2 separate regions of the Mus musculus genome follow, and region 1 is linked to region 2. The links are chromatin loops, found by intact Hi-C in ENCODE. Cell type or tissue: heart. All regions are shown on one strand. Links, peaks and the distances in the headings refer to the core of each region. The heading gives the core; the rest is flanking DNA.

What was found. A loop is a pair of places that touch in the nucleus more often than their neighbours do. Peaks named below come from ENCODE experiments on the same cell type or tissue, not always from the same donor. Only the 100,000 strongest peaks of a DNase experiment are listed, where the experiment ranks them.
Region 1: a loop joins it to region 2, with 1.8 times the contacts of the local background. A loop is called at or near these places in 1 of 42 quality-filtered maps.

Annotation. Positions count from the first base shown.
Region 1 is chr2:35,437,849-35,453,366 of GRCm38, reverse strand. The region is part of intron 1 of Ggta1 (glycoprotein galactosyltransferase alpha 1, 3); the gene reads left to right. Among named protein-coding and RNA genes, the nearest start is that of Ggta1, 16 kb to the left of the region's middle. In heart, for the core only: a CTCF peak has its summit at 9,226; DNase peaks (open chromatin) are centred at 6,446, 6,926, 8,356, 8,456 and 3 weaker places; H3K27ac peaks cover 2,782 bases.
Region 2 is chr2:35,616,744-35,632,261 of GRCm38, reverse strand. Dab2ip (disabled 2 interacting protein) reads right to left here and starts at 10,281. Exons shown (of 16, transcript NM_001114124.2): 1 at 9,979-10,281. The coding sequence starts at 10,102. In heart, for the core only: a CTCF peak has its summit at 7,696 (motif pointing right); DNase peaks (open chromatin) are centred at 4,801, 7,681, 8,211, 10,271 and 2 weaker places; H3K4me3 peaks cover 6,392 bases; H3K27ac peaks cover 7,811 bases.

The DNA.
Region 1 (15,518 bases), core at 5,064-13,063, 180 kb after region 2:
AAGGGTTGTAGTTACACTCTGACCTCACTCTTGTCTTTATGACATCACCCCTCAGGACCTGCCCCAGCCTCAGGAGTTATTACAAGTCTCACAAACTGGGGATACACTGGATAAAGGAATAATTCTTGTCCTGGGCTGTTTTCATTGGGATGACACAAGAATTCATTGTGTGAAGCATGGTATACATTTGAAAACCCATGACTTGCTTGTATCTGGAATTTTCCATTGAATATTTCAGACTGTGACTTACTGTAGATAACCAAGCTCTCAACCTGTTCTTCAGCTTTTTTTTTTTTTGAGATAGGGTTTCTCTGTGTAGCCCTAGCTGTCCTGGAACTCACTCTGTAGACCAGGCTGGCCTCAAACTCAGAAATTTGTCTGCCTCTGCCTCCCAAGTGCTGGGATTAAAGGCGTGCGCCACCACACCCGGTGCTCTTCAGCTTTCTACAGCTTTGCAAACAGGACTCCTCTTTTGGGGGCCCACCCTTGATTTTTCCTCCTGTATTAGTCCACTTTCCACTGTGACAAAACCAAGAAGAAAGGCTTATTTGGGCTCATGCCTTCAGCAGTTTCAGTCCCTAATTGCTTGACTTGGTTGCTTTGATGGTAGCGTAGCACAGGATAGAGCAACCCACGTTGGCTGATTCCTCCTCTCCAGCCTCGGCTCCAACCTTGTATTTTGCAAGAAGACAAGGCACCAAGCTCATTGGATATTTTGATCTTTCTAAGCACATGTGACTTTCAGGGCTCTGCAAAGGTTATACTTTAGCCTAATTCTTGACCTCTGTCCCGCATACTCTGACTTCTGCTCCAGCCTCAGAAATTACAGCAGTTCCTTGGGCCCTCTTCCCCTGCTTACAATGTTCCTTTACTTCCTCCCAAGTCTACCCTCTATAGACTCCTACTCATCCTTCAAGACTCAGTTGAGCCGTTGCCCTTTCTCTGACGTCAGACTCTGCATTGTGTTGTTGGTGGGGAGTCTGGCATCCTGCAGGGTGGGCCTCAGCTACATGTCTGCCAGGGGTCACTGTTTCTTCCCTCTTGAACTGTGAGCTGATAAGAGTTTGAGAATTCATGGTTGGCATGCGTTATAGACCACAGAGTTCTCTGGTTGGCACACACCAGTGTTGGTGTGGCCTGTGGAGACCTGCTTTGGGCCTTTGCTTGCCCTTTTTTTTTTAAAAAATTGTATAAGAGTTTTTGTTAACGTGTGCTAAGTGCGCTGTGTGTGTGCCTGGTGTCTGCAGAGGTCAGAAGTAGCTATTGGATCCCTTGGAATTGGAGTTATAGACGGATGTGAGCTACCATGTGAGTTCAAGAAACAAACCTAGGTCTTTAGAAGAACAACACATGCGCCTAACCTCTGAGCCATCTCTCTAGCATCATGCCTCAGTCCTTGACGGCTATGAGATCTGAGTCCTGCTCCATCGGTTGGCTACTAGGAACGTTGCCTTCTCTCCTGAGAGGAGGCTGGTGGGAGGGGAGGCATTGGGGAAGTGAAAGAGTTGTTGAGATTTAGGCCAGACTGGTCACCATGTAGGCCAGAAAGGTCACCATTTAATATGCTTACTTACCCAGAATTATTTCTGAGAATCCTTCTGGATCTAAAAGAGGAAGTAAGGATAGATTGTCCAAGTCTCAGCCAGGGCTGGGTTGATCTGGTGCCCAATCTCCACATGGAGACTGCAAAGCTTGGGGTGCAGACATGAGAGAGGCTGTGGGACTCTTCTGTGGAAGCATGGCTGTACCCAGAGTGAGCTGGGGTAGAGGGGGAGCATTTAAACCAAAGAGAGGCCTGGAAGCTGAGGGAAGGGAGGGCTTGGTGCTTCTTAGAGGCTGGAGAGTGACAGGTCCTGGAATAAGGAACTCACCCGACTCCCAATTGATTACATGAATCTCGGGGGAATTGGGGAGGAGTCTCAGAGTTGCTATATCCAGAATTGTCACAGTGGACAGTTCTAGAAGTGAGATTGTGTAGTCCTGGGAGGACAGAAAAATAGGAATTATTTCTCCATTTTACCTGTAGGCAAACTGAGGCTTAGAGTGCTCATGTCTTGGCCAAGAATGATGAGTGAAGTGGGAGAAGTGGGTCATGCAAGTCAGATCTTGAATTCCAACAGTGCGTCTTGGAGCCCCTGGTAGCTCCAAGGAGAAAGCATTCTGGAGACAGGTGCTGGGTCTTAGGGAACTGGAGGAGACTCTTGCCTGGGGCAGGGGGAGGGGGAGGGGGCGGGGCTGAAAATGCTGGAGAGAGAGAAGTTAGGACTAATCCTGTCACACAGCCCCTGTGTTCTTCTCACACATGTTCTTGCCTGATAACAGGCCACCATACCTAGTTTAAGAGGTACTGAAGATCTATCAAACCCAAGTCCTCTTGGATGTTGGACAAACACTCTGCCAACTGAGCTACAACCTAGACGCTAGGACTTGTTCTTAATAAGCCTTTCATTATTATAAGCCCGTGGGTCCCTCTTCAAGAGCTTTGCTCATGATTCAGTGATCCCTTTGGGAGTCCAGTGACCCCTTCACAGGGACCGCCTATGACCCTCAGAAAACAGATATTTACATTGCAACCGTAGCAGTTGCAGATGTTCAGGTATGAAGTAACAATGAAATGATTCCCATGGTTAGTGGCCACCACAACACGGGGAACTGTATTAAAGGGCTGCAACATTAGGAAGGTTGAGAATCACTGGTCTAGATGCTTTAGTCTGGGCTGTACTGCAGTCTAGGCCACTGGAAAGGGGGCTGTGTGCTGAAAGTGAGGTAGCCATACCCCACTTGGTTCTAGTGGTACTGGTTGGGGTGTTGTGGGAGCCTCAGTTTCCCTGTCAGCTAGACAGCACAGGGCACAGATTGATCCGATAATCTCCCTGAACAGCTAAACAAAAGACGGAGGGAAAGGAGTCCGAACCCACAGGAAGTGAATTCTCAAAGCAAAACCCACAGAGAGGAAGTGCTTGTTATTCCCAGAGGAATCCCAAGTTGTCAGCTTGTTCTTGACTGTAGATATGAGGAAGCCATCTTCTAGATGTACCTGCCTGGTGGTTTACTGTGGCTCTGCCAGGCAAGCAACATTTGTACAATTTCCCTCAATCCATTCTTGAATTTGTTAATTCCTTCTGGGTTGATGGAGCCCTTACCAAGTACTGGGCTCTGCACCTGCCTGTGGAGAGGTGAGAATTTACCTAGGGGAGACCATACCTAGATGTCTTGAGTGTGCACTGAGTCTCCTAGGGAATGTGAGACAAGTCTTGGCCTCCTCTGAGGTGACTAGCTGGCTTCCTGCAGATGTGGTCTTCACACTGAGAGTGACAAGGGATGTTCCTGAGGCAGAGGAGCCCTCGGTGAGAGCCGACCCTCCAGCCCTTCCTGTATCTGCTCTAGGAAGCTGAGAGCTCTGTTGGCTGGAAGGCAGAAAGGAAGCCAGAGGAGGCGGCAAGCCTGGTACCGGTCAGCTGCCCAGAGCGGTATTATTAGGGTTAGCAACATCCAGAGAACAGCTGCCTGCCTTCCCCCTTCTAACAGAAGTCGGTGAGTGCTTATGTGGAAGTCCAGATGTCCCTAGGAGGAACTTGTCTGGCATCAGGTCCGGGAGAAGCGAGGACACTCGCAAAATCAGCACTTGGCTCCCCAAGCATAAGAGCACAGTCTGGGGTTGAAGATGGATTTTGATGGATCCTTAGGAAAGTCTGGTTTTGTGTGTCAGACAATATAGTGCAAAGGAAGGCTAAATAATATTTCTAAATACAAACAGGACTGAGTGTGCTTGGGACGCCATCTTTTATATGTTCCAAATTTTCAAAAATTACCACAGAGGTGCTCCGTGGCTGAGTCCAAACACCAAGCACCCCCGAAAAGGTGCACCATTCAGAGACTGTGGCATAGATAGCAGAGGGAGACTCCAGCACCAGGGCAGAGAAGGAATGAATCTAGTCTGCACAGGACATGGTGACTTGCTCAGTGTGATGGTCCACTGCCCTCCAGCTGCTTCCTTAGAGTTCAAGGCCACTCTGACTGACCTGGGCTGTGTCCCTTTACATTCATGTGCAGAAGTACCGGAGATGCAGAAGGGGACATTTATCTGTTTTGTTCTTAACACCAGCTGGGCAGCAGCCATGTCTATCAAAGGTACTAGAGGCGAGAGCTTCATGGAGCTATAGATGTCTGTGGTCAGGGAGGTCCCGGGGAGTGTTGGGAGGGAGGGGCTATGTTAATGAACCTCAGAATTTCAGTGTCCCCAGTGCGAAATGTTGCAGACTTTAGACATAGAACATCAATGATGTCATCGTGGTGGAGATGTAATAGTCACCAAAGACCCTGCTTTTATATCCTGGTTTCAAGGAGCCTTCCAGACTTCCCACCCTCCCACCTTGGCTCTGAGCTGCATCTTTCCTTGAGGCTCGGTTTATCTGTAAAGGAGAAGGGTTTGAGGATTGACACTTAGTGTTTCCTTCAGCTGTGAAATGTCTCTGTGTCTGATTATCGCCAGGCTGAGCCTACAGGAGCAACTCTTTGCTTTCTTGACTTCCCCCCCCCCCCTCAGGGTGTGACAGCTGAGCAGCCACAGCAGTCAGGGGTGAGAGGATCAAGTGGCATGGTAGCATGTTGTGTGTTCAGAACAGGCCAGAGTGGAGTCCTGCGATGCAGCTTGGGCCAGCACCTCTGATTCACTGCATGTTTGATTTTAAGTTGAGTTTAGCTCATTGTGTGTTCAGAGCCTTTCATTGTTGCACATAATCTATGGCTCATTCATTCGGAAAGGCACCATTACGTGGGGCCACAAACCACCATGTGGTGCTGGACCACCATGGATCATGTTCCACATCTGGCTTACCAGGAAATGGTTACAGTGTTATCTTGAGTGAATCAAGGCTTGTGCTCTCAAAAGGCGAGGTACAGGCTGCTTCAGACAGCCCTGGCTGAGGCTGTACTTCCAGGAGCCGGGACTGCAGTCGTTGCTGTGGAATTGTCCCAAGGATTCCATTGAGTGCTCAAGGCAGCTGTTGCCACCATGAGGGTAGGCTGGTTAATAGGATGACAGTCACTTTGCTCACAGCAGCCCTGGGAGCAAGAGTTTGAAGGCTGTTAATTAGGGAATCAGGGTCTTCTCTTTAGGAGCAGGAACATCAGAGGAAATGCCTGCAGTATAGCAGAAAGCACTCAGTAGCACTGTGACTTTGATGAATTCTTTGAACAGTGCTTAATATTTGCTCAGCATCCCAGGGAAGATTGGGGCCCCTTGCACTGCTTCCAAACAACATATCAGAGACCCACAACTGAGTGACCTCCAGGAACAGGGAGGTACTGATTCTCGGGACAGGTCATTTTCTTCCTCCTGACCAGCGGCTATTGCATACTAAATTCAAAATGGCTTCCCTCTGGTGCCCATGGTTAGTCTCGGCCTAACCTCCTGAGCTGTGGTCAGAGGGAGCAGACCTTCTCAACAGTGCTGGGCCTTCCTTTCTTGGAGCCAGCTGAAAATAAATGCAAGGCTGTTTCCTTTGTTGCTAGGCAAGATGTGCTAGGGTCAGGGGACAGGTGATCAACCTGGGTGCCTGGCTTGACAGAAACGACTCTGACTTGAACCCACAACTCACTGGGACCCGAGAGTCAGAACACAGCCCTGCTAATTTGCATACTGCTTTTTTCTTAGCACTCAGGGAACTGGTGTTTTGGTTGTTACAGTAAAATGACTCAAATTTCAGGATTCTGTGGGTCACATGGCGAGGGCAGCTGCCCGGGGAAGACATGCAACCTCCCAGCTTGCTTTCATTTTCTCTTCTATCCCTGCAGCAGGTAGAGCTATGGCTGACTCATGATGGGGGCTGCGCTAGGGCAAATCCATAATGACTGGAAAATAAATATAAATCGAAAATTTGTTGAGTGTGGCTAGCTAGAGGAACTCCGGGCTCAGGGCCCTATGTGGAGTATGTGTAGGGTCTCAGTTTTTTGATTCAGGATTGGGGGTCCAGCCACTGCCCAGTGTCATGATAGGGTATCTTACTGCATACCATTCACCTAGAAGAGATGCAGATCTGAAATGCAAAGTGTGGTTTCAACAGCACAGGATAGCATCTCTACCATCAGAAAGTTGAAAGTTTTAAGTCATCCATCATACGTCTGGAAACCTCTGGAATGGAGGCTCTGCTGTCTGCCGGTGAAAAGCAGAAAAAGAGGTGTTGTCCCCCTCACTCTCCAGGCCTCAGAGGTAAAACATGGCTCCCTCCAGACAGAGGCTGGCGTTCACTCTGTTGGGACTCTTGGACCTTGTAAGGTTTGAAGCAGAGAGGTTTGGAACGGAAACAAACCCGGAAGCAGTGCCTTTGGCAGCCGGAAGTCACTCTGCCTTCCCGAGCAAGAGTCTACAAAGTCCACCGCAGCCTCTCCATACCCAGCAGCCAGCCCCCTCATCCTGGTGCTCTGGGGCCGTGTCTAGGATTTCCTGCCATTCCTCCCATGCAGTTTCCTTTTCCTGCTCTGCTGGGCTTAACTTGATGTTCAGATTTGCTTTCTCAGAGGGATGCCACTTGGGACATGGTCTTCACTGCCCGAGATCTGCTCACTGCTTTTGCAGATGGGCAAGCTTCCGGCGAAGGAGGTGGTCCAGGAACCAGATTACTCTCTCTATAGCTCATGCTTACCTTTACTCGTTCTTCATGGCAGTTACCATGCCGGGGCCACGTTTGACATCTTTGCCTGCTCCTCATCCTGGCAGCTAAGTGACAGGGATGGATAGTGCTCTGGCTTTACAAAGGGGGAACATGAGATACACAGATTAAGGAATGCTCTAGAACCACATGGGAAGAAAGGGGGTTGGGACTAAGACAAGGCAATGAGATGGTGCACACAGCAGAAAGAAGACCTCCAAGCCAGCAGGGAGAAAGGAAGTCCAGCCTACAAAGGGGCGGGGCCTCTGAGGTCATGGGGCCAGGCAGAGCTCCTTAGTCCTGAGCCCCTCCACCCAGTCTCCTTTGGTCATTAAAATACTGGCCCCAAATTGTTCGTTCTATGCTACCAGCCTCTTATGAATGGGTGAAGTGCGGTGGCCAGGGAACCCTGAAGAGGAGGGTGGTGGCCTGGGGCCCGGTGCTGGGGTTTAGCAAAGATGGCAGATGCTCTTTGGTCCCTTTTAGGCAGCTTATGCCACAGAGCCAGCTACATACTGCTTGCCCCACTATGCAGGTCACACTTCCTGTTTGCCACTGGGATCCAAGTGGAACTTTGAGTGAAAGATGAGAGGGTGGATAGAGCCTCCTAACCAAAATTGCACCAGTCGGAGGTGGAAAGATACCAAAACAGGCTAAACTTTCCTTTCGAAGCTAGGGAAACTGAGGTGAACAGAAGTTTAAAGCGAGTGAGAACCTGTCCTGGCTCCCATAGTTTGCCAAAAGTCCTGATGTGAGATTATGAAACCCTCAGATGAGTCCTCGTTTCCACATTCCACAGCTGAGGGGTTGGGGCTGGCACAGGTGTCTGTCTGGGCTGGGAGGAGTCTTTTCGTGAGATGAGCTCTGTGAACAAATTATTTGCAAGTCAATACCAGCAAGCACACTTGAAGCCACCTCTCCTGGCAGTTTATATCTACCACGGGAGTGTGTGTGGGGTGGACATCAGGCAGCGCGTTGCACGTGTCCAGACAGCGGCCTGAGCACAAGAGGGAGTAACCTGGTGAGTAACTTCCTGGCAGTGAGTGGCAGAACCCTGGAGGGTAAGGAGGTGGTGACTGGGTAAGAGGGGAAGGCTGACTTAGTATCTGCTGCCTTTAAGGCAGCTTTGGTGTTAGCCTGCTACCCTGCACTCTGATTTAAGGGAGGACGCAGGGCGTAGCCTCATAACTGAAGAGCAAAGTACTGCTTAAGGCTTAGAGTACTAAAAAGTGCTGCTCCTCCCTGGTGCCACAGTAGGGTTAGAAAACCCTAAAGCAAGGTGAGAGAGGAGGATCAGATGCAGCGCACATGCAAGGCCACATACATGCACCCCCCCCCCCCCCACGCACACACACAGATACACCAAGATAAAAACACATGCATGCACAAACACCGCAGAAATCACTAAGGTTAGCTGTCTCTTAGCTGACCTTGAGCAGTGTGTTAATGGCCTGGAGCCTCTGTGTATTGGCTCCATGGAGGCTGTTGATGAATGACACACGAGCAGGATCTAGGAAGAGACTGTAGGCTGCTCTCCTTGAGCAGCCTACAGTCTCAGTGAGTGTGGCTGTGGCTCTCCACTCCAGTGCTTTGTTTTACTTTCTGTATCCCTATAACCTGACACCAGTGGAGTGGCTGACTGTATTTTGGGAGCTTTCCCTCCCCCTGGTCACCCATGAAGACTATGTTTTAAAGGAATATCCCGGGGCTTACCCCCACACACCAACCCGGCAGCGTGGCACCCTTCTTCCCATTAGAGCTCTTGAGGACACCATTGCACATCGGGGGATCCATGTGCAGCACCTCAGACTCTTCCTGGCAAACAGACAGTCTGTCTGCCTTCAGTGTCGTCCTCTTTTAAACATTTGTTCAGTTTATATGGCCTAGAGCAGGCTGGAGGGGTGGAGGTCTGCTCTTCATCTGGGTTCCATCCCCATACAGGACCTGTGCAGATGCAGAGGGGACAGAAAGTGACCGACAGAGTGGCTTTCCGAGCAGCAGTGAGTTATGTCCTGCAGGGAGAGGGGAAAAACAATCCCCGTTGGCACCCAGTCTCTACACTTCCCCTTTTCCTCCTGGGTTTGTGGTTAAACTTTCCAAACCAGACAGCTTCGGGGGAGGCTCATTAGAAGGCTTATTTTGGTTCCATTTTTATTTGAAATTTACTTAAAAACAGCCGAGAACCGGAGGGTTTAGACAGGAAGACCATGTTGCTTGCTGCTCGTTTCTGTTGGTGCAGCAGCTTGGACTGCGCTGCCCTTGGCGTTGGTGATCTTGGCTTCTTTTGCAAAGGGATGACAGAAAATATGGCTCACGTTTATGCAAAGTCAACACTGCTTGCTCTGTGACTTTTTATTTATTTCTATTTTAATCTTTTGAGTGTTGGGGAAACATCTAACTTATTTAAATACATTTTTGTCTGGTTACAAAAGTCGTATGTTCTCATCACAGACTGTGCCAATGCAGCGAGCAGAGCGGAAGCCCTGGCCATCCTTCCACAGACAGAGAGGCTCCCTCCTCCCTCTGTGGCCCCATTTCTTCTGCTCATACCTCCTGCTGGTCAGTTTCCTTTGCTTCCAGGCCGCGCCTTCGCATTAGTGTTAGCATTTTAGGGGATAACATGAGGGAGTTGTCCAGTCTCTGCATCTTCCACAGGGCTTGGTACACAGTAGGTACTTCATAATTATTTATTTCTTGGAACAGGATCTGGTGCATTTCCAGTATTTAGAGAACAGAAAAGCCCAGATGGGCAGGTGTGGGAGATCACATGATCCCTCAGGTACCTGAGGGTCTCAGGACTCAGCACTGATTTTTTTCTGACAAGTCCAGCAGTCTGGTGAGATTGGGGAGATACTGTTCTGAGATGATATCACAGCATCTGGTTGCAGCCAGGAGTTTCCCAATATTTGTAGACTGCTGCTGCCTGAGAGTCTTTTGGGCACCTGCAGTTTATGTAGTAAGTTCAGTCTAAAGTGCAGGGGACACTCAGCATGTGAGTGCCAGCACACGGATGCTAAAAGCGTCTGCAGGGATGCCTACCCTGAGATGGGTTCTGCCAGTGTTGTGTAGAGAGGTAGCTGCTATAAGCCATCCCTACCGCATCTTTGAATCAGCAACTGGTACTTCCCAGTGAGCTTACTGGATGCTGAAAGTTGAGTTTTTTATTGAGGAAGCAGTAAACATGGCAACTGTGATTAGTGTTACAAATGGAATGTAATTGCTTAAGTTCAAGGTCAACCTAACTGAGGACGGGCTATAGTAGGAGTCCCTGCTTTTTATAAATTGCTTTTAAGCCCAGCAGGGTAGCACACGCCTCTGATCACAGCACTCAGGAGGCAGAGGTAGACTGTGAGTGTGAGGTCTACCTAGTCTATTAGTGGGTTCTAGGCTAGCCAGAGCTACATAGTGAGACCTGTCTTTTTTTTTTTTTTAATATATTTTAAAAAGTTGAATTTATTTACTTGTAAAAATCTACTTCTAATTGTTCTATGACCCAAAGGTGGGGAAAACATTTATTTATTTATTTTATTCTTTGTGTGTGTGTATTTGTGTGTGTGTGTGTGTGTGTGCACAAATGCAGGCACCACGGTATGTGTGCAAGTGGAGGTCAAAAGATAACTTGCAGGAGTCCAGGTACAGAACTCAGGTTGTCAGGCTTGGCTGCAAGTGCCTTGGCCCACCAAGCTGTCTTGCAGCCTCATCTCCACTCTTGTGTGGAGATGGACCATTTACCCTGGAGCAGCTAGGGACTCTGGAATCTCAGAGTTGGAAGAGGACAGAATCTTCTTCTGTGTACCTTGTGTGTGTGTGTGTGTGTGTGTGTGTATACATACATATATATATATATATATATATATGATTGTGTGTGTATGTGTGTGTGTGTGTGTGTGTGTGTGTGTGTGTGTATAGTAAGCAGGCAGAGAGATGAGCTGAGGCATACTGAACAGCAGATGAAAGAACTGATGCTTGAGTGCTCAGGAGCCCACCTGGCGAACGAAACCTGAGTTGTCAGTGAAGAGCATTTGCAATGGCTGCGGTTACTATAACCATCCAAATTAATGTGATCATATAAGCTACAGATCCTTGGTCTTCAGACGTTTACAACCTGAAATGGGGGAGGAGACAGGTGTGGTGGTTGCTGAGGGAAGAGGTAAGGGATGCTAAATTAATGCTTAGCCAGGGGAATAATTCAGAGAGGGAAGTTCTCCATGCTGACCAGGCCCAGTTGGTTCCGGCTTTGACCCTGATGGACACAAGTGTGCTCTGAGCTTGTTCCCCTCTCTGTTGGACGGGGCTAATGGAGTGTGCTCCTCGGGGGTATTGGGTGCCCCATCCTTCCCTCAGTCAGCAGGTTAGGTCATCAAGTCATCCTGGATCAGTTGGGGGGCTGGTGAGTACAATCACCTTCTTGGATCTGCTCCGTGACACAAAGAAGGTGAGCCCTGGAAGCGGGCCAGGAATTGAGCTCTTGCCATGAAGGCAGAGAGAGCTGGAGATATAACTAGTCAAACAACCCTGAAAAGTCCCCAAGGTTGGGTGTTCCTTTTTGCGTCAAGCTTGCTGACGGCAGCTAAGGAAGCTGAAGACTGTGTTGGGTCCTCCACACAGGGCAACCTTTTTGCTCAGAGGCTGGGGAACTGCAACCAGAGAAGAAAACCCCAACATTGCTTCTCCGCAGAGAAGAAAAGGTATTCAAGGGCTGTCTGCTGACGCTTCTGGTGGAACAGAGGCCTGAAGCTGGGTGTAGGAGAGGTGACCATGAAGGGGCCAGTGGTACCCACTAAGAGGCTGAGGACCCTTGAGGGACCTGTGGGGAAGGCAGAAGCAAGGAGACAGAGCTGGGTTTCTAGATGATTCCGTAACCCCAGCTGTGCGGTGGTTGGTAATGGAGTACCTATTTCAGGTTCTCACAGGGCAGCACCTCACCTGCCTTATCCATGTGTCACTGAGAGTGAAGCTCACTTTTGCAATGGCCTGTGCTTTCATTAGAGAGCCCAGAACGGGGCTTGGGGGAAGCAGAGCTATGTGGACATTTCTGGAATGTTTCCAGACAGTTGAACATGTTTAGGAAGCCAGTCCCCAACCCCCCTTCCTTGTTCTCTGTGGTTTCCTAGTTTGTCTCATGGGGCAGTTTGGATGGCAGCATCTTTACCTCACGCCGAGTTGTACTGCATGCATGCTGCCCTCCCTTCCTCCACGCCTCGGTTTACTCACGTGTAAAATGGGGTAGCTCAGAAGATTGGGGGCATTGGTTGAGAGGGAAGGAATGCAGAGTACAGGCCTTCAAGGTAGCCTCAAAATCCTCTTGAAATCCACGGAGCTCAAAGTGAACAGGTGAGCAAGGTACCGATGAGGGAGCCTTTGTTTGGACACTCCCCTCCGCAGGGCGATGGGTTACCTCAGGGCCCGTTTTCCACTGAACACGGAGATCCTTGGGACCCATGAGCTGTGTCATTGTCGAGCCTGACACTTGCTAGGTGTTGGTCCTGGTACAAAACAAATATTTACCTGACAAATGAGTAAGCAGACCAACACTTAGCCTCCTCTGATTTGCACCAGTGGCTGGTCAGCTTTATTTTAAAAAATTATCATTTGCTAGACAAGTGCTCTACCACTGATCTCTCCCCACTAACCTTCTTCCAGATTAAATATATTTATGTGTGGCGCGCGCGCACACGCGCGCGTGTGTGTGTGTGTGTGTGTGTGTGTGTGTGTGTGTGTGTGTGTGTATAGTTGAGGGGAACGCTGTGGGAGTTGGCTCTCTCCTTCCACCATGTAGGTCCTGGGAATTAAACTCAGGTCACCAGGTGTGAACAGGTTCACTGAGCCATTTTGCTGCTTCTGTTTGCAGACTTCTTCTTCTGGGATATGAGCAGGTAATTAAGAGGTCCTGGCTTTGCCTGAACCCAGCATGCATTCCCACCAAGTCATTCAGGACAGCCACCAGAGTCCTTGGGGTTTCCTGCTGTGGGAGCCATGGCCCTGCCGCCATCCAAGGCTGTGGTCAAGGCTTGGGTAGGGAAGGTGATTCAGAAGTGTTCTGGGAATCGCTCAGTCCATGCCAAGGCCGGGCTAGCTGTTTTCAGGCTATGGGTACATGGTGGACTCTGGAGACACACAGAGCAAAATGTGCCAGAGTCTGTGAGGGAGAGTTCTGGAATAATCATCAATGTGAATGGAGAAACTGTTGTTTATTGGGAACTGGTTAAAGGGACTTCTGCCAGCACTTCATGGGTGCCATCTCTTTCCGGTGTCTGAGAGAGTGGCTTTGCAGGCAAGCAGGAGAAACCAAGTGTTTAGAGTTGCCTGAGGTCATTCAGTCAACACTGCAGGCTCTCCTGTAGATGTAGGCTCTACGCCTGGCAGATGGGGAGGTAGGGACAGTTTGTTCCTTAGGCACAAGGGACAGTAACACAAGCTGCTGTTCCCTAAGTACTTTATGGGTTCCATGAACTTTACAGATGGATTTGTTGATCTTGGTAATTCAAGGACTAAATGACTTTTTAAAAATCGGTTATGGGGTCTTGCTGCGTCGCTCAGGTTGACTTGAATTCCTAGGCTCACAAAATCACCTTTTAAAAGCTGCTGTGATTATAGATTTGAGCCACAGAGCCTGGCTAAAGCATCCCTCAGTCTACTCCATCTGCTCTCCTCCTGCAGTGCTAGGGCTCCAAGACCTCACTTATGCTAGGCAATTAAGTGTTTTAGGGCACTCTATTACCCCTGCTTTATAGGTTAGTAAACAGTCTCAGGGAGTGCATGTCCAGATCACAGGGCAAGAAATGTTCCAGTCCGTGAACAAGAGCTGTCTCATTTCAAGAACAGACAGAAAATAGCATTCCCCAGTGGCCCGAATTTGAGTTATTTTGTTTGTTTACTTGCTTGTTAGTTTGCGAGGGCATTATTTTTAAACTTTCTGCTAAAACTTCTTCTATTAGATATGAATTCCTGAAAGCATTTTTACGCTTGAGTCAATTCATTATAAGAGTTTGAGAAAAATATAATAGGAGGGAAAAAAAAATCCAAGACAGAACAATCTCAGGATTTTCTAGTAAATTCTTAGATTTGAACACCCCTGGGCCATACACGACTCACTTTGAGTCAGTTTGTCTGTCTCCCCCCTTTCGAGCATCAAGTCAGGCAAGTCGCAGAAGTTATAAGAGAGAGAGGCAAGGACAGCAGAGGTGCAGGAGGAGTGAGGTGGGAATGTATAATGGTTAGCGCCTCTCACTTTTGAGTCAAGATCTCCTTGTGTAGACCAGGATGGCCCCAAACTCAGTGGTCTGCTGGTCATTGCCCCTCAAGTGCTGAGATTCCAGTTGTGTGCCATCATACCTGGCTGGTGATGGTTAATTGTGACTACCAGCTTGATGGGATTTAAAATCACCATAGAAACATGCCTGTGATTATGTCTAGGAGGAGGATGCTTCCAACAAGGTTGAACTGGACATGGAAGAGCTACCCCAACTGGGCAGCACCATTCTGTGTCCTGGAATCTTAGACGGATGACAAAGGAGAAATCAGGGGCCAGAAGGCTCAGTGTTTAGGACTGCATGCTGCTCTCACAGAGGACCCAAGTCAGTTCCCAGCACCCACCTTGGGCAACTCACAAACAGTTTGTAACTCCAGCTCCATGGAAACCGGCCACCTCTGCCCTCCAGGGATATCTGTCATGAGTGTACACACACACACACACATACACACACCTAAAAACAAAAATAAATTTTCCCCTTTTAAAAAATTCAGCTAGCTGAGCATGGGGGTTCATGTCTGTGGTTGTAATCAGTGACAACAGACTGCCTTTCCTTGCTTTTTGGTAGAAGACAAGACAACTACATTACTCCAAGAACTGGGCCTCTGTGCCACCATGGGAAGGACTCTAGATTTCAGCTGCCATCTGAAAGGACCAATGGGTATTAAAAACAGACCCAGTCAGGTGTGCTGGTACAGACCTGTAATCCCAGCACTTGGGAGGCTGAGGCAGGAGAGTCACAAGTTCCAGGCCAGACTGAGCCACATAGCCCTGTTTCAAGAACTAAAATACAGCCTGAGAGGACCCAGTCTGGAAGGGTACCCGGAGATGACACCATTGAGTCACACTTTACTAAACTATTTTCACGGAGGGGGGTGGGGTGGGGGGGGGAGGGAGGGGCAATTTTGGGATATCTCCTCCATCTGTCAGCTGACTCTCAACAGGAATAAACCTGGGCAAGTGTCTTAGTCAGGGCTTGTGTTGCTCTGATGAGACACCATGACAAAATGCAAGCTGGGGAGGAAAGGGCTTATTTAGCTTCCACTTCCAGATCATAGTCCATCGCTGAGGGAAGTCAGGACAGAAACTCCAACAGGGCAGGACCCTGGAGCAAGAGCCGATGCAGAGGCCATGGAGGGGTGCTGCTTACTGCCTTGCTTCTTATAGCCCCCAGGACCATCAGTTCAAGTATGGCACCATCCACAGTGGGCTGGGCCCTCCCCACATTAGTCAATAAATAAGCAAATGCCCTACACCTGGATCTTAAGGAGACATTTTTTCAATTGATGGTCCCTCCTTTGAGATAACTCCAGCTTGTGTCAAGCTGACCCAAAATATCCGGCACTCAAGGCATCCCTGAGGTATGAGTGGAAGAAACTGTTATGTTCAGTGGGAAGGGTGGCGCTCATGTGGATATGAGGAGTTCCTGGCTCTGGGGCCTTGCCCATGTTACCCAACCTCTGAGCTGCAATTTCCCTGCCTGGAGAAATAGGCAGGTTGCCCAATGGCTGTGGTGAGGGTGGAATGAGACCATTATTGAGATTGTCTTGGGGCTGGAGAGATGGCTCAGAGGTTAAGAGCACCTGCTGTTCATACAGAGAACCCTGTTTGATTCC
Region 2 (15,518 bases), core at 4,395-12,394:
ACCTGAGTTCAATGCTGGACCCCACAGGAAAAAATAAAAAACCAGCTACAGTGGCTTGAGTCTGTAATCACAGCACTCTTACAGAGAGCGATATGGGAGATAGAGAGAGAAAAATTGTCCAGAAAATTGTTCAAGGTCCAGTTAGACTAGAGTATGCAGCAAAGCAGAAACCAGAGACCCTGCCCCAACAGGGCGGGAGAACCAACGCCTGAGAACGGTTTTAATACCTCTCAAACATGTCGACAATCACAACTCATTCTCTCTCTCTCTCTCTCTCTCTCTCTCTTTCTCTCTCTCCCTCCCTCCCCTCCTTCCCTCCCTCCCTCATCATGCACACAAACAAATCACACAAATACATATTTTAAAAATACATACAAGATTAATAACCAAAACACATGGCTGAAAGATTTTCACTTTTAATCTAAAGAGAAATGAACAGCAACGCCACGCTGCTAAACCCAATACTGTTCAGGTGCCATTTGGCCCAAAGTGGCCTAGAGATTCAACAGAATCCTAGTCAAAATCTCAAAGATTCTAACAAGCAGAACGTTAAATTCAGATGGCAAAGCCGAGGACTCAGACTGCCAATCAAACTAGAAGACTCGGGGGAGGGCTGGGGGCTTCTGCTGCTAATGGGTTTCAAGACACAGTTTAGAGTCTGGAAATATCTAATGTAAACAAGGCTGTGGCATTAGCATAAGGATAAGATGTATAGATCAATGGATCAGGATGGAGTCCAGGAATAGATCATATGCATATGGTCAATTGACTTCTGAAGAAAGGGCCAAGGGGAAGGCAAGTTTTCTCAACAGCAGTGCTTGAACAGCCGGCTGGCTGAATGTAATAAAAACAGGCCTCCAGGAAACAGAGAGCAGCAGTACCCGTGCGGTGCCGCTCTGACTTCAACAAAAGGAAATCAGGTCTGATCATGGCCATGCAGTGAGGGACAGTGAGGCAGGACACACACCTAAGGGATCCCAGAATCTGAGGTGCAGGCAAGTGAAGGTGGATGTCCTGGTCCCTCCAGACTCAGAGTGTCCTCCCTGCTGGGACCCTCTCCACACTCCCAGGGCATTCACTTTCTAGCTGAAAGGCAAGAGTCTGGTCATGTTCAAATGCACATTTCTTTTTTTTTTTTTTTTTTAAATTTTTTTTAAAGATTTATTTTATTAATATATGTAAGTACACTGTAGCTGTCTTCAGACACTCCAGAAGAGGGAGTCAGATGTTGTTGCGGATGGTTGTGAGCCACCATGTGGTTGCTGGGATTTGAACTCTGGACCTTTGGAAGAGCAGCCGGGTGCTCTTACCCACTGAGCCATCTCACCAGCCCCCAAAGATTTATTTATTTTGTATATGTGAATACACTGTTGCTGTCTTCAGATCCCATTACAGATGGTTGTGAGCCACCATGTGGTTGCTGGGAATTGAACTCAGGACCTCAGGAAGAGCAGTCAGTGCTCTTAATCACTGAGCCATCTCTCCAGCTCACTGAGCCATCTCTCCAGCTCAAATGCACATTTCGAGTTCGTGAGGCTGATCAGGTTTGGGGAAAAGAAGGATACACGGGGTTGGAACTGTCCCTCCCGGGCTCATGCCCTGGTTGGTGGCATTATTTTGAAGCATGTGAATAAAGACTTTAGGAGGTAGGGTTTGGCTAGGGGAAACAGGTCAACTAGGGGCAGGTCTTTGAAGGCTATTCCCACTTCTGGTTCAAGCCTGTTTTCTCCGCTTCTGTTCTTCCAGGAAGCAAACAGCTTACACAGGTTCCTACCATCACAAGCCAATGTCTTCAGAGGGTGTGTGTGTGTGTGTGTGTGTGTGTGTGTGTGTGTGTGTATAGCCATACGTGTAGCTAGTTCTTAGACTCTCTGGACATTCCACCTCACAGTCCACCCTAGAATAGAGCCTGTCCAGGACAGGGGAGGGTCTCGTTTCATTCTGTGACCTCCAGCAGGCCTCACTAGAGATCCTACAACTGTGTTAGCATCTGTAGACTACCACAGAGGCTTCTGTATGCTCCCCCTCCTCAAGACAATAAGCAATTGCTTTTGACACCACATGCTTCTGCCTATGCCTCATCCTGAAGGTACCATGCTTCCAACGAGGTTCCCAGGCCTCCAGAAATCTCTGGGTACCCTGTCTGCTCTCCACAGATTAACTAACTACCCAACACGTTACGCTCACTCCCTGAGTCTTCCTTGCTAATCTCTCAAGACCTCTGGTCACTTCAGTCTGCAGGTCACCCTCTCCTTTACACAGGTTCTTCCTGTCTTCTTTGCAGCCTCAGGGCCTATTCCAGGCTGCCAGGAAAAGAAAATAGCCATCTCCTCTGCATCCTTGGAATTTGGGGAGCAAGGGAGCTCTCTGGTGTTGTGTTCTCGCCTCCCTTTGACCTCTCACCCTGTCCAGTCAAGTGCTAAAATGAGTGACCATCATCTCCTACTTCCTAAGAGCAAAGGTCAAAACATAAGAGTCTGGAGACTGAGAGATGGCTCCGAGGTTTAGCACACTTGCTGCTCTTGCTGAGGATCCAGGTTCAATTCCCAGCACCCACATGGTGACTCACAATCTTCTGTAACTCCTGGAGCAGCCTAGGGGATCTGATGCCCTCTTCTGGCCTCCTTAGGCAACAAGCATACATGTGCTGGACAAAACACACATGCAGCAAAACACAAATGTACACACACACTAACACTCACACACACATTGAAATAAAGAAGTAGATGCCAGGGTGGCCCTGTTATAGTGGCACTAATATTCACAAACCAGAGACCAACATGTCCGGCCCAACACTACTCCACAAAGGGGTGCGCCGCCTCTCATCTCCCCCCACTCTGCCTTCATAGCAAGCAGCACCCTAGAAAACAAGGGGTTGAGTGACCTGCTAGCCTCCAAACCTTGTCACCTCTGGCTCCTCCCCCCTACACTTCCTTGAAGCCTGCGGTTGCCACACTCCCCAGACTGTTCCAATCCTTCTCTCTGTGCCAGTCCAGGCCCAGTGTGGAGCCTTTCCTGGCCTACGGCTACCAGGGGTGCCTGTTCTCAGGGACACTCATTTTCCTCCTTTCCCCTGCTCCCTGCATTTTCTCCTCCTCCCCCCCCCCCCCGCCCCCCCCCCGAAAGTCCCGCTGCAGCTCTCAAGTCATCTTCCTGCACCACAGCCCTGAGAATATGGGGAGGCTTTCTGTGTACTTGGCCAGTCTGAGCCTTGGTTTTCTTCATCTCCAGGGTCTGTGAGCCCCAAGACTGAACACAGTGATAGACTCCTGCTATGGGGCACATGCTCAAGAATAGAGGCTGCCACTGTTCTCATCACATGTCCTTTTCCAAACCTTCCCTTGGCTCCCTGTGCCGCTAGGGACACTCCTCTTGCCTCACTGCCAACCTTTCTGTCCATACCATCTGCTGACCTGGTTACATGGCCCTCCCTAGTTCAACTCCTTCATCACTAGGGCAGGGGCTACGACATCACCAAGGCAGCCCCTGCCCACAATGTGCACAGAGTAGGTAGTCAACTGAGTGCTGGTTACACATCTAGCAGTCCCTGATGGGAGGGGACATCATGGAGATAATTCCGATCCCCACGGATGTCACACTGTACTTACACATCAGTATGACAGAGTTGTGACTGAGACAAACGAGTGCTAATGACAATACACACACTCAAGTCTGTGACATATCTATCCTACATTGTCACAACTAGGTTAGGCCTGCTTTGGAGCCCAAAGATGTCCAATGATTTGTCTGAGATCACACAGCACCTCAGTTACACTCCTGATTCAAGTCCAGTGTCCTCAAAACAGAAGTATAAATAAATAGAAAATCAATGATGTCTAAAACAAGTCCAGATTGCCAATTTATTGATTTTTAATTTCTAAACCTCTACTCCTCGGGGCAAGCAGGAATTTAAGGAGTCCCACTGGCCTGCCAGCTTCTCAGGGTCTCAGCCCCTCCTTCCCTCCCGGGAGCGGGGAGCGGGCACGGAGCCTCTCAGTCCCATCTGCCTGCCTTCACTATGCTTTTCCATTTCACAGTCATGTCAAGCTTCACCTCCAAGGGCCACAGAAAAAGAAACCACACAGCTCGGGTGCTGACAGCCCTCTCCTGTCTGTCAGGAGAGGGAAATAAAAGCTAACAAGACCTCCAAAGGCAAAATCCCCAAACTTCCATTCAGTACCCAGCAGCTGTCAAAGAGAACACGGGGCTCGCAAAAAAAGGAGAACCCACCCCAAACGAAAAACACAGCTGCTGCAGGTGTGAGCATCGCAGACAAGCAGACCAAGGGTGTCACAGGCACCCTCGGTACCCCTGAAATGGGTAGGGCCTGTCTAGACGGAGGAACCAGGCCCAAGCTCCTTCCCCCATTATTATTATTTAGAGGGCTGTTGAGATCCTCCTGCCTCCTTATTTATGCAATCAGAGGAAATCACAGCACAGACCTACTTCCAAACTCAAGGCCACGTGGGCCAATTTCAGATGGATAATTAAATATTGAACAAACGCTGAAATGCCTCTACTGGATGAGAATAGCTAAAAATAGCCAGCCACCACTCTGAGAGCGGTACCTGACACTTGGGCAGGCATCACAGCCGCTCCTTCTCAGTGCCCCCTCCCCGCACAACCTCCCAGGGGCCGGGGCCAGGGCCGGCAAAGCGGAGCAGGGTGGGGGCTGACTCCCTAAATATCTCCTGAACAGAAAACAAGACTTCAGCTCCCAGCAAGCTCTGAATGTTCCTGACCAGGAAATACTCTCCCTTTCCTGACATTTAAGCAAGTGGCCCCAGAGGAAGTCACTGGAGAAGTGTCAGCCTCTGCTTTTCTTTTTTAAAACAGTCAAAAGGCTTCAGGTCATTTCTATAGCAAAACACGCGTGTGGTCCAGGATGTGGAGGAGTCTGAGTCGAGACACAGGGTTCCAACCTCCATTTCTTCCACCAGACCCAAAAAGGAGCCCAGCTGCCTAGGATTCCTGCAATGAGCTAATCCAGGAAAAAGCAAGACAGAGCTAACATGTGAATAGATGCAAAGAGATCTAGGGTCCAGTTCTAAACTGCAGCTCTTATCAACATTTGCAGGTAACCTTGGTAAGTGGCCTTGGTGCCGGGAGGGAGCCTCAGTTTCCCTATTGGGGATATAGTTGAGAGTGAACTAAGTAAAGGGCTCCAGCCGCTCCTGCAGCCACTGAACAGCGCAGGCTCCTCCTGACTGTGTGCGCTGCGGGCCTCAGTGGGCACAGAAGTAACTAAAGATGTGACAAACTAGGTGCCCAGGACTCAAGCTCTACCCTGACCCACAGAGGTCAAGAGCACACTGGTCAGACCAGTGCTCAGTCGCACCAACCAAGGAGAGGCCGGGGCTTGCGGTGTGGTTCTAGGGGAGCTTTCCAGCTCTGTGCCCCCACCACCAGTTTCATATTTTACTTCACCAGAGTTCAGGCTCCCTGCCTGCAGATGGAAATAACAATGGCCTACTTTAATGAAGGGTTGAGGAGTTAGACATGGGACATAAGCAGGGGAGACCCTCAGCAGGGCACCCACATTCGGATGGTGAAAGAGGCTACCTAGTTAGTGAAGGTGATGAGGACAGGCAGGAGAGCAAAGGCCAGAAGGCTGACATTCCAGCAGATTAGCCGGGCCTCTGGCTTCCCCCAAGGACCTAAAGAGCTCTGCCTAAAGATGGAGTGGGGCGCAGCATACCCGCCTGCCTCTGAGGAACTCACCTCCCACTGTACACCGAGCCATCCCCACTGAAATACTTAGAGGACAAACTGGGCTGACGTCCTGAGACTTGAGACATGTGACCTGCCAGTCAGACAGGTAGGGGCAGCAATGGTGGGTACAATCTGTATAGGAAGAGAAGCCAACTGGAAGGAATGGTGGCTCCACACGAGTGCCAGCAGGGCTCTGGCTTGTAGGAGATGCCAAAAGGCCCTGGGGGCAATAGTCTGAACCTTCAAGCTGGACATGCCTGAGTCCAGCTGGGAGCCTGGGAGCTGGGTGGACCATGTGGCCCCCCAAGTACTAAGAAGTACCCCTGGGAACCAATGGTATGCTCCGGTCCTTATCTTGCGGGAGACCTCTGAAATCCAATTTGTTGTTTATCTTCTCTCCCTCCCTCTGTTCCTGCTGAGGTACACAGACCCTATGGTGGCCTTTGGCCCCAACTTCTCTATCTTGGGGTCTGGCAGGCTCACTCCCTTTTTGGGGTGCGGATGAAAAGTGTTCTGCGTGCTTTGCTTCAGTTTGCAGAGTGCCTGGTCTGTTCCAGCAGTGAACTCGGAGCTCACCTGAACACATCAGATCCACAGCAGTGCTAAGGTTGCATACCGGTATCATCTTCACTTTACACAGGAATAAACTATAGGCCAGAGATGGAGAGCCCTGCCCGAGGCCACACAGCTCGGATGGTGGAGCCCAGCTCTTCGAAACCCCACACTCTGGTCTCTGCCTTGCTATCCCACGGCCAGGCAGAGCTGGAGGTCAGGCTTTGGCTTTCTCCCATAGTGCCCCAGCCCCAGCCTTCCTAGTGGTGGAGGATGGGGTCCCTCTCTAACAGCTGCTCCCATGAGAAGTCAATGCGACAGGCCACACAGGCACAGCCATGCTGCCATCTGGAGTGCTGGTAAGCCTGAATCACACACCCAGCTCAGCAATGGTGTGCGGCACCCATCTGGACTCCAAGGGTAGATGACCCAGATGCTATGCTCTAGGCTTTAGTGTGAGAAGCCAACACTCCAGGGGTCAGCTCCAGACCTTCTCAATATACCTTCATTCTTCAGAGCATATTGAGGGGTTCCTGGGAGCCCACTCCTGACACCTCAAAGATGGACTCTAGGAGTCCTTGCAAGCAAAGAGGCCCAAGTAGGGCTGGGACACACAGCAGCATTCCAGGAAAGTGAAGATGAATGTAGACGCTGAGAAAAAACCTGGTCGCACCAGAAGGAAGTATTGGCCAAATATCTGGCACCTGGTAAGGCCTAGCATAGAACAGCTGTCAGGACTGGCATTCAGAAAGCCCCAGAGCTCCCTGGGCATTAGTGTGGGCACCCAGAGTGCCCAAGCTTATGGGGCAACAGTACAGGATCCCTTGACGGAAGGGAAGAGGTAATGAGCCTGGAATGGACCCAATGTTACCAACCAGTTCATACAAAGTAGACCGAGGACTAGCCTTCTCAAGCACTAACCACTGTACTGTCCGGAAAAAGAGCCCTGGGTTCCAGGGCCCTCGATGAGCAGGTCTCTCCAGCAAGCAGGACTCACTCCTGTTAAGTCTGGAACAAGCACCACTCAGCTCCATATGCCCTGTGACGAGGCTTGGATATTCTGAATGACAGGACAGGCTTACCTAGGTGAGAGGAGTGCTCTATTTCTCTAAGGAAGCTGCTCTTTCTCCTGATACCAGTAAATGGGGAAGTGAGGTACACTGACAAGTAGATAAGCCACCCAAATCCACAAGCCAGGCTCAGAACCACACAGCACAGTATGACTCTTAGATGTCTCCATCCCTCACTGCTTCCACACAACTGCAAGGCCCACCCCATCCAACCTTCAGATAAGGATACCAAAGCCAAGAAGAGAAGACCCTTCTCAGTGGCGCACAGTGCATAACCCTGGGATGCTGGAGACACTGTCTGTCCCTCACAGCCTTGCCAAGAACAACATGATGCTCTCGAGGGCAGTGAGCCCTCCCCCAGTAGGAGGCGGTAGCTTAGCTAACTAACACCTTTGCCTGGCCATCTGTGGGTCTCCACAACCAGCTACCAACTCCTCCGGGCACTCTCCTGTTTCTGAACTCAGAGCCTATGTTCCTTTCCCCTCCTTGCTGAGGACAAAAATGAGGTGGGGCACAGATGGAGCTGGGGGGCTGCCACCAGCCCTGTAGGTAAGGCTTCCATTAGGGGACCAACCCCTAGCCATGCCAAAACTAACACCAAGATCAGAAGGGAATGGTTCAATACTTCAGGGTGGCTTCCTAAAAGGAGGCACACCCTGATCCAACCTGCCCCTGGGTCAGTGGAAGAAGGACAAGGAGCCCCTGGCCCCCTGCACGCTGACCCGCAACTCTGCCCACACCCACAACTGGTCACGACTGAAGGCCCCTTCTCAGGTCCACACTGCTGTCTCTGTCCTCCATGCAGGATGAACTCGCTCTACAGGACTGCTGTCCTCTGCTCCCATACAGGATGAACTACACCAAGGGCTTTTTCCTTTTCCTTCTCTGGCATACGTACAGGCTGTCCCTTCCTGCCTGCCGGGTAAAGGACAACAGTTCACACCTAACTTGTCTGAGCTGCGGGCACAGGCTTCTAGCTTCCCAGGCAGGACCCTGTTGCCACTGCCACTATTTCTGAAGCTCAGAGAGACAGCTGGCAGAAAGACAGTTTTCTCGAAGTAGGACTTGGACCTAGGGCCGAGTAGGTCACTCCCAGCAAAGCAAATCCCAGCAGCTTAGCAGACACATTCTCAATCAACGTCAGCTCCTCTCTGAAACCTTCCTTAATTTCCCCAACTAGAATTCCCATCAGGGCTGGTCTAACCCCTGACTTTCAGCAAACCGTGAGTTCCTTCCAAGCTAGCACAGAGCTGGACGCAGCTGGGAGCCAAGCTCAGACGAGTCTGATCCATTGAACATCGATCGCTGCTGGCCTCATTCATTAGCTGACAAGGAGGCAGAGCTCTGCTCCTCTGGAGCCTCTACAGTGGGCACAGAAGAGGGCACCATCATGCCAGGCACCAGAGCACAGGAAGGGCAGGAAAGGCCCTGGGGGGCCAAACCCCTGAACCTTCATCCCAAACCCATCCTCACACCAAGAATCTGTCACAATGGCAGATTCTTACAGCTGAGAAAAACAAAGGCTCAGGAAATGAGGCGATTCATGCTTGAACCTGGGTCTCTGGTTGCCTAGACTAGGCACAGGAACTAGCCAGAGGCCACTTCAGCAAAGGCCGGGATATCACATGCTTTGGGGAATCCTCAAACTAAGTTTACAAACCTGTGGGCAGAGTCAGACAGCTTAAACTTGAACTCTGTGCACAGGGAACTCAGTACTTCCTAAATAAACCCTGTACATTGTTACTTGGCTCTACCGCTGGGGCCGGAACGTCTTCTCCATTCTGGGGGGAAGTAAACTAAAGCCTGCCTGCTTCACTGACCCAAACCTAAAAAATAAACAAGGGGCCACTCTCACACCTCTCCAGGCAGGCTTGGCACATTCTGCCTGTGGTGAGGCTGGGCCGGGGCCAGGCTTCCCATGCCCCAGATAACCTTAGGATGTAAACTAAGGCAGCTTCTGCATCACAGACACCTTCAGTGGGCCTAAGCCACCGAAGCATTATGGCCTTACACAACCCAGGCCTGGCAGAGTCTCTGTGTGGAGCCCCTGACCCTACTTACTTACCAGCCCAGCACAAGTCAGCATGAAACGTTAGGGCCTCTCTAGCTGAAGATCTTATTACTGGCTCGAAGAAAGGCTTGCATTTCTCCCTCCCCATTTTGAAAGAAGTACCCTTCCAAGGACCACTCAGAGTGGCTCCAGGCCCCTACAAACCTGGCTCTCCCCACAGGAAGCCCACTCAGCTCTCCATCCAAAAGATGAGGAAGCAAGACAGGACTGGAAGCACGCTAAGCTTGAGTAGCAGACAGTGGAGGCAAGTCAGGATCCACTTCGACTACTTTACTACGGCCTGCGCGCTGAGTAAACTGATGCACAGTGGAATGGGATTCGGAACTCAGAAGTACGGAGGAACTGCATATCAGACCGACCCCTTTCTCTTTGGTCCTGATATAATGGGAAACATTAGGGACCCCGCTTTCCCCCAAGAGGAAGGACCCTACAGAAGCTGGGGCAATGGGGATGGGACAGTCACGGTAGCTCCAGATAAGGAGCCATCACCCATTGACACAGGAGCCTCAAAAGCATCCGTTGGTGGTGCGGGGTTGCGAGGGACTAAGGGTCTGGGGTCAGGGTGGCGCCTACCCCTGGCTGGCCGGGTCCGGCTGCGGGAGCGGCTCCTCTGTCGCTGCAGCCGGGGCCGCCGCAGCAGCCGGTAGTAGTAGGATGGCCTCCCGGTGCTCTTCCTGGCGTTGCCGCCGGCGGACATGCTGCCGCCCGCCGGGCACCGGGCCAGGCCTGGGCGCTCACACGGGCCCCATCGGCCGCTCCGGACCGCCCGGCGGGCGCCCCGCACTCTCTCCCGCGCTCTGGTGCAGCAGCAGGCAAGACCAAGGCTGCCCTACAAAGTAGCTCCAACTCCTCCTCCTCCGCCGCCTCCCCCGCCCCGCCCTGAGCAGCCGGCCCCTCGGCGGGGGCCCGGGACCGGGAGGCTGGGCTGGCACCCGCCCGGAAAGTCAGTGCGGGCAAAATCCTGGCCTGGAGTCGTCCGGGCGACGCGGCCCGAGAGTGCCCCTGTCCCGTCCGAAGAACCCCAATAACAGCATATACCCAACAGCCATGTCTAAACTCCATATCCAACTTGGGGTGCCTGGAGCACCCTATCCCGCCACAGGTGCAGTGGTGCATGTATATATGCATACACACCAAGGCTAGGCACCTGAAATTAGAGTCTGAGGAAGGGGGTGACTGGACTGAAACATGGCCAGACCAGAGCGCCCCACAAAGCTTTGCACCTACCCCTCAGTCAGGTCGGAGTTCTGCCTGTCTCTGTTGCCTAAGATACTTAGCTACTCTTTACAGAAGGCAGTCTCCATCTGATAAAAATATGACTTTCATACCATTAAAATTATTGTGTGCATTTCAAGCGCACATAGAATACAAGGCACACCTGTGCAACCAGAGGGCTTTGCTAAGCCACTTTGCCCCATCCCCCACATAAACCACCAGAGGTGCCTGAATTTTCCCTCCCCTCTGACATTTTTAGTAGCATTAGTGAGTTTCTGAAGGTAGTAAGATCTCTACCCTACAGTGGGAGTAGAAACTGAGGCTTGGGAAAGGAATGACCACCTGCCTCTACTACCACAAGCTGAAAGACTTTCTCCAAGTCATTCTGCAGTTCCAGAAACTTCCATGGCTCCCCCGATCATAATAGCTACAAACCCAACCATCTCTCTTTGGTATTTGAAGCAACAGAAATCTTGCAAAAATCAAATCACTGGCAGCCTCACGCCAACCACCCATCCCCCCCTCAACCCTACTTGCTGCTGGCTCTCATCTCTGTCCTTCTCTTAAAATGGCCAGCAATCTGCCTGCCTCCTTTTCCCCTCCTCTTAGGTCTACCCTCCTGGTCCTAGGTAACCTCCATTTCTCTCCCCTCTCCCCAAAGCAACATTCAGACCACACCACCTACCAGTTCAAGTCAGATGGGGAAACTGAGGCCCTAAAAGATGTGTGCTCAAGTGTGTGTGTGTGTGTGTGTGTGAGAGAGAGAGAGAGAGAGAGAGAGAGAGAGAGAGAGAGAGACTTGCCTCGATCACACAAAAAGTACAAGGGCATATGGTCTTGGCCAACGGTTGTTGCATGAACTCTTATGGGAAATGGGACAGGCTAGACACTGGAGGAACTTACGGCAATCTCGAGTGGGGTAGGGTAGCCTAGGTAACAATCCAGGCCAGGTTTTTCTCCTCACAGGGGAAGCCCCCTTCCTGGCTCCTCAGTCTAGGAGGGAGGGCCTCCAGGTCAGTGGAGAGGATGGGGGTGCTGGATCACAGCTGGAGGCCAGGCGCCATCCTGGGACTTTGGAGGGTAAGGGGGGAGGGCAGGTCTCCAAACCTAGCTGCAGAAGGGTCCGCTGCCTTTCAGTCTTCTGGTCCCACTTCCCATAGCACAGGCCAGCCCCACAGGAAGCTGAAACAGGGTTGCCAGCCAGGGGACTACTGGGATACTACTATAATAATCTGCACCCAGTCACCAGATTCCAGGCCCAGTTGTGGGCAGAGTCACCCTGCTACACCTTAGCATTTCGGGGGCGGGGCAGGGGTGGTGGTGGTGGTGGTGGTGAACAATCTCCACTGCCATCTTTGCTAGTTTTAGAAGCTGAAGTCTCCACCTGCAAAGTTCTGGTGTCCATGCACCTGACCCACTTACCTTCCCTCTGAGCCTGTGGTCGGGGCTACAGTCCAGAGGCTGCCAGACTAGTGCTGACCAATGCTGACCTGTGGAGATCAGGCTCTGACCTAGCCCACAACAGGCAGCCATCAGGACTGTCAGGACGTGTGTGGTAGCCATGGAGGAGCAGGTCTAAAGTTTAGAACCCCAGTATGCACACAGCAGGATTCTAGAGGTTCAGCCTGATCTCCCCTCAGTCTCTCAGGTCCCCTATGCCTTAGTTTCCCCGCTACAAGGAGACACTACAAATCTCCCACCGGCTCAGAGTCATCCGGTGAACCACAAGCTAAATTCCTAGCCTTGGGAAAGGAGTCCTCATTACCAACTGCCACCATGCCTGCACCTCTACAGGTCATGGTGGGTGCTGGGGACATTTGTGCTGGGTGTTGAGAAAAAACTGGTGGCCAGGCCAGAGCTCAGAGGCTAGGGAAAGACCTGGCTGCCTGCCAACCCTCCTGGTCTCAACCCTGGAACCACCAGGCAGACAAAAACTGCTTCCTGCATCCCAGAAGAGCATCTGGAACCAATCCTTCTCCAGAGCCTGCAGCTTCAAACTCCTCCTGTGAGCAGGACCCGTGTGGTCTCCTCCCCTCTAAAGAGAACAGCCCCCACAGGCAGAGACCAGACTGGAGGAAGGGCACCTGAAAACTGCCCACCTCCTTAGTGGGACTGTTTCCTGAACTGGCAGAGGACTCCCACCACCCAGCAGGGAAGTCCTCAGGGACTGCCTAGGGTGGGTAGATGATAGGCCTCCCAGCCCCCCACCCGCAATCCAGAAGCTTGGATACCTAAAGAAACTCTGGCCCTGTACTGCCACCCTAGCCCGCTTCCAGAGGGACTCCTGGGTGAGGAGATGACACACATCTCTCCATCGACTGGGTGCTAGTGCAAGACTGTAGTCTCCAACTCCCCCAGCCGATAATGCAGGCCTCCCATAAGGTGCTCCGTGGAGTAGATATGGATGGAGCCTAGAAATGAGCCCTCTCAGTGAGTGCCAGGCTGGAAACAGGACACCCAATTCAGATCTCACACAGCCGCACCACCCTTTTCACCCTCCCTCAAGAGACCCACCAGATGGCGCAGAGTAAAGGCCATTGCTGCCAAGCTTAGAGACCTAAACTAGATCTCTGAAACACCCCCACCCTCACCCCCGCAATAGAACCAACTCCTGCAAATTCTCTGACTTCCACACCTGCAGTGGCATGCATGGGTCCATACACACACACACACACACACACACACACACACACACACACACTTATGCACACCATGAATACACGTAAAAGGAAGAAGAAGGAGAGAAGAGACCCCGAGGCACTCCTAGAATACCAAGTTCATCATCACAAAACAGCCATCCCTCTTCCCACCTGCCTCCAAAGGCTCTTTGCCACTTGCCCCCACTGATAGAATGACTGCCACCAGGCTCTTGGGGGAAGCCCTAAAAGGAATGGACAGAAAGAATCTATTCCTTTCTGGACAGAAAACCCGACAGCAAATTGCACCCCACCCGCAAAGAAGAAAGGACGATGGCTTTAGAACTGAGCTAAAAGGCGGAGCACACTGAGCGGCAGGTCAGGGCCAGCTCTGAAGAGGAGCCAGCCCCTCACAGTCCTGGGTCTTACTAGGACATTAAGATTGAAGGCTAGAGACAGCAGGGGAACATGTGACCAAAACTACCATCAAAAAGCTTAATAATGAGCTGGGTAGTAGTGGCACATGCCTTTAATCCCAGCACTTGGGACGCAGAGGCAGGCAGATTTCTGGGTTTGAGGCCAGCCTGGTCTACAGAGTGAGTTCCAGGACAGCCAGGGCTGCACAGAGAAACTCTGTCTTGAAAAACAAAACAAAAAACAAACAAACAAAAAACAAACCAAAACAAAAGCTTAATAATGCCAATACTAGGACAATGGAATGCTAGGACAAATCACTGGGTATATCAGAACGTGCAGCAGAGGGACCTGGCTTTCACAGGGGATCATTTTGCAAAGAGGGAAACCCTGCCACCAAGAGGAGGTTCGGGGGCTGGAGAGCTCTGCCCAGCCATCAAGAGTGTCCGCTGATCCAGAGAGCCCACACAACCATCTATAACCCTAGTTCCCTCAGACACCAGTCATGCATGTGGTACACAGTCATGCAGGCACTCCACCATACATGGAGGGGAGACCAGAAACTGCAGGGTCTGTTGCTCAGGGTCTGTTGGAAGATGGAGTCTGGATTTATGCTAACTGTGGTAGCTGACCCAACCTTAGCATCCACAGCAGATCCTGCACTCAGCATCCCTCACACATTCAATCATTTGGTTTCCCAGTGACCCTAGCAGGCTGGTTCTCTAAAACAATGTTGGAGACAAGAGAAAGGTCCTTGAGGTCACAGGGCTTGCAGCAGGACCTGAACCCAGTGGAATAAGACCCAGTCGAATAAGACGTATGTGCATGAGGGCACGCAACAGCCCAGGTCTTCCCTTCAGAGCTAGCATTTTCCAGGACAGACCTGGGCACAGAGGAAGCGAGTTTCTCACAGCGCCCACTCCAGGCCCCACACAATGGTGTCTGGAGAGCTCAGACCTGTCAGGTTTCCTGTCTACACCAGGGTAGGCAGCACTGACCAGGGGAAGTCCCTAGGCAGGCAGCCCTGCATACATCAGTCTCCTAGGCCAGGGTCTACCTCTAACTCTTCAGAGCCTAGGCAGGGTCTGGAGGAGGTGCCCGAGTGCTCACAGTTAAGGTCACAACCTCCCCTTCAGGATGCTGTCTATCTAACAGGCAATGACGGTTTCCTGCATCCACTGTTTACTCAGGAATGAGGCTGGACCAGGAACAAGAACTCTGCTGGAGACATGACGGAGAAGCAGAGCCTGGTTCCATCCGCACACAGGAAGGCACAGGCTATGCACCGAAGGAGGCTCTGCTTCAGCACCCTAAGCACCCACTATGTCCCCCAACTTCTCTCCCAAAGAGCCACCCACAGACTTAATGGCCTCCTTTCTAGGAAATGGCTGATACAGAGCAGGTAAGGTCCCAGGATGGAACAACCCTCCCCCTCTCCATACAGGAAGAACTAGGGACCAGCTAGGCCTGGACTTTGGAACTCACACAGACAGGTTGCCTCAGGAATATGAGGGCCTTTCAAACAAGTTGCCCAACACTGACCAGGGTGGGGTTCTAGAAGAGGCCCTAGGTCTAACCAGAGCAAACTGACAGGGTGTGTGGCCTCTGTCATTATCCCTGAGCCTCATGGAAACGACCATAGCTAGGGTGAACCCACACTCCCAAGGCTTTATGGGTATCTAAAAACATTCCCCTGGCTCTAAACCACTTCCTAAACTCCTGCTCTCCATCCCTGCCTATCCCTGTCAGCAGCCCACTGTATGCCTATCCTAAGGTGCAGAAGGTAACTGCACGGTGATTGGACCTGGAAGCTGAAGCTCCCAAAGGAAGGCTCCGTTTAATCTACAG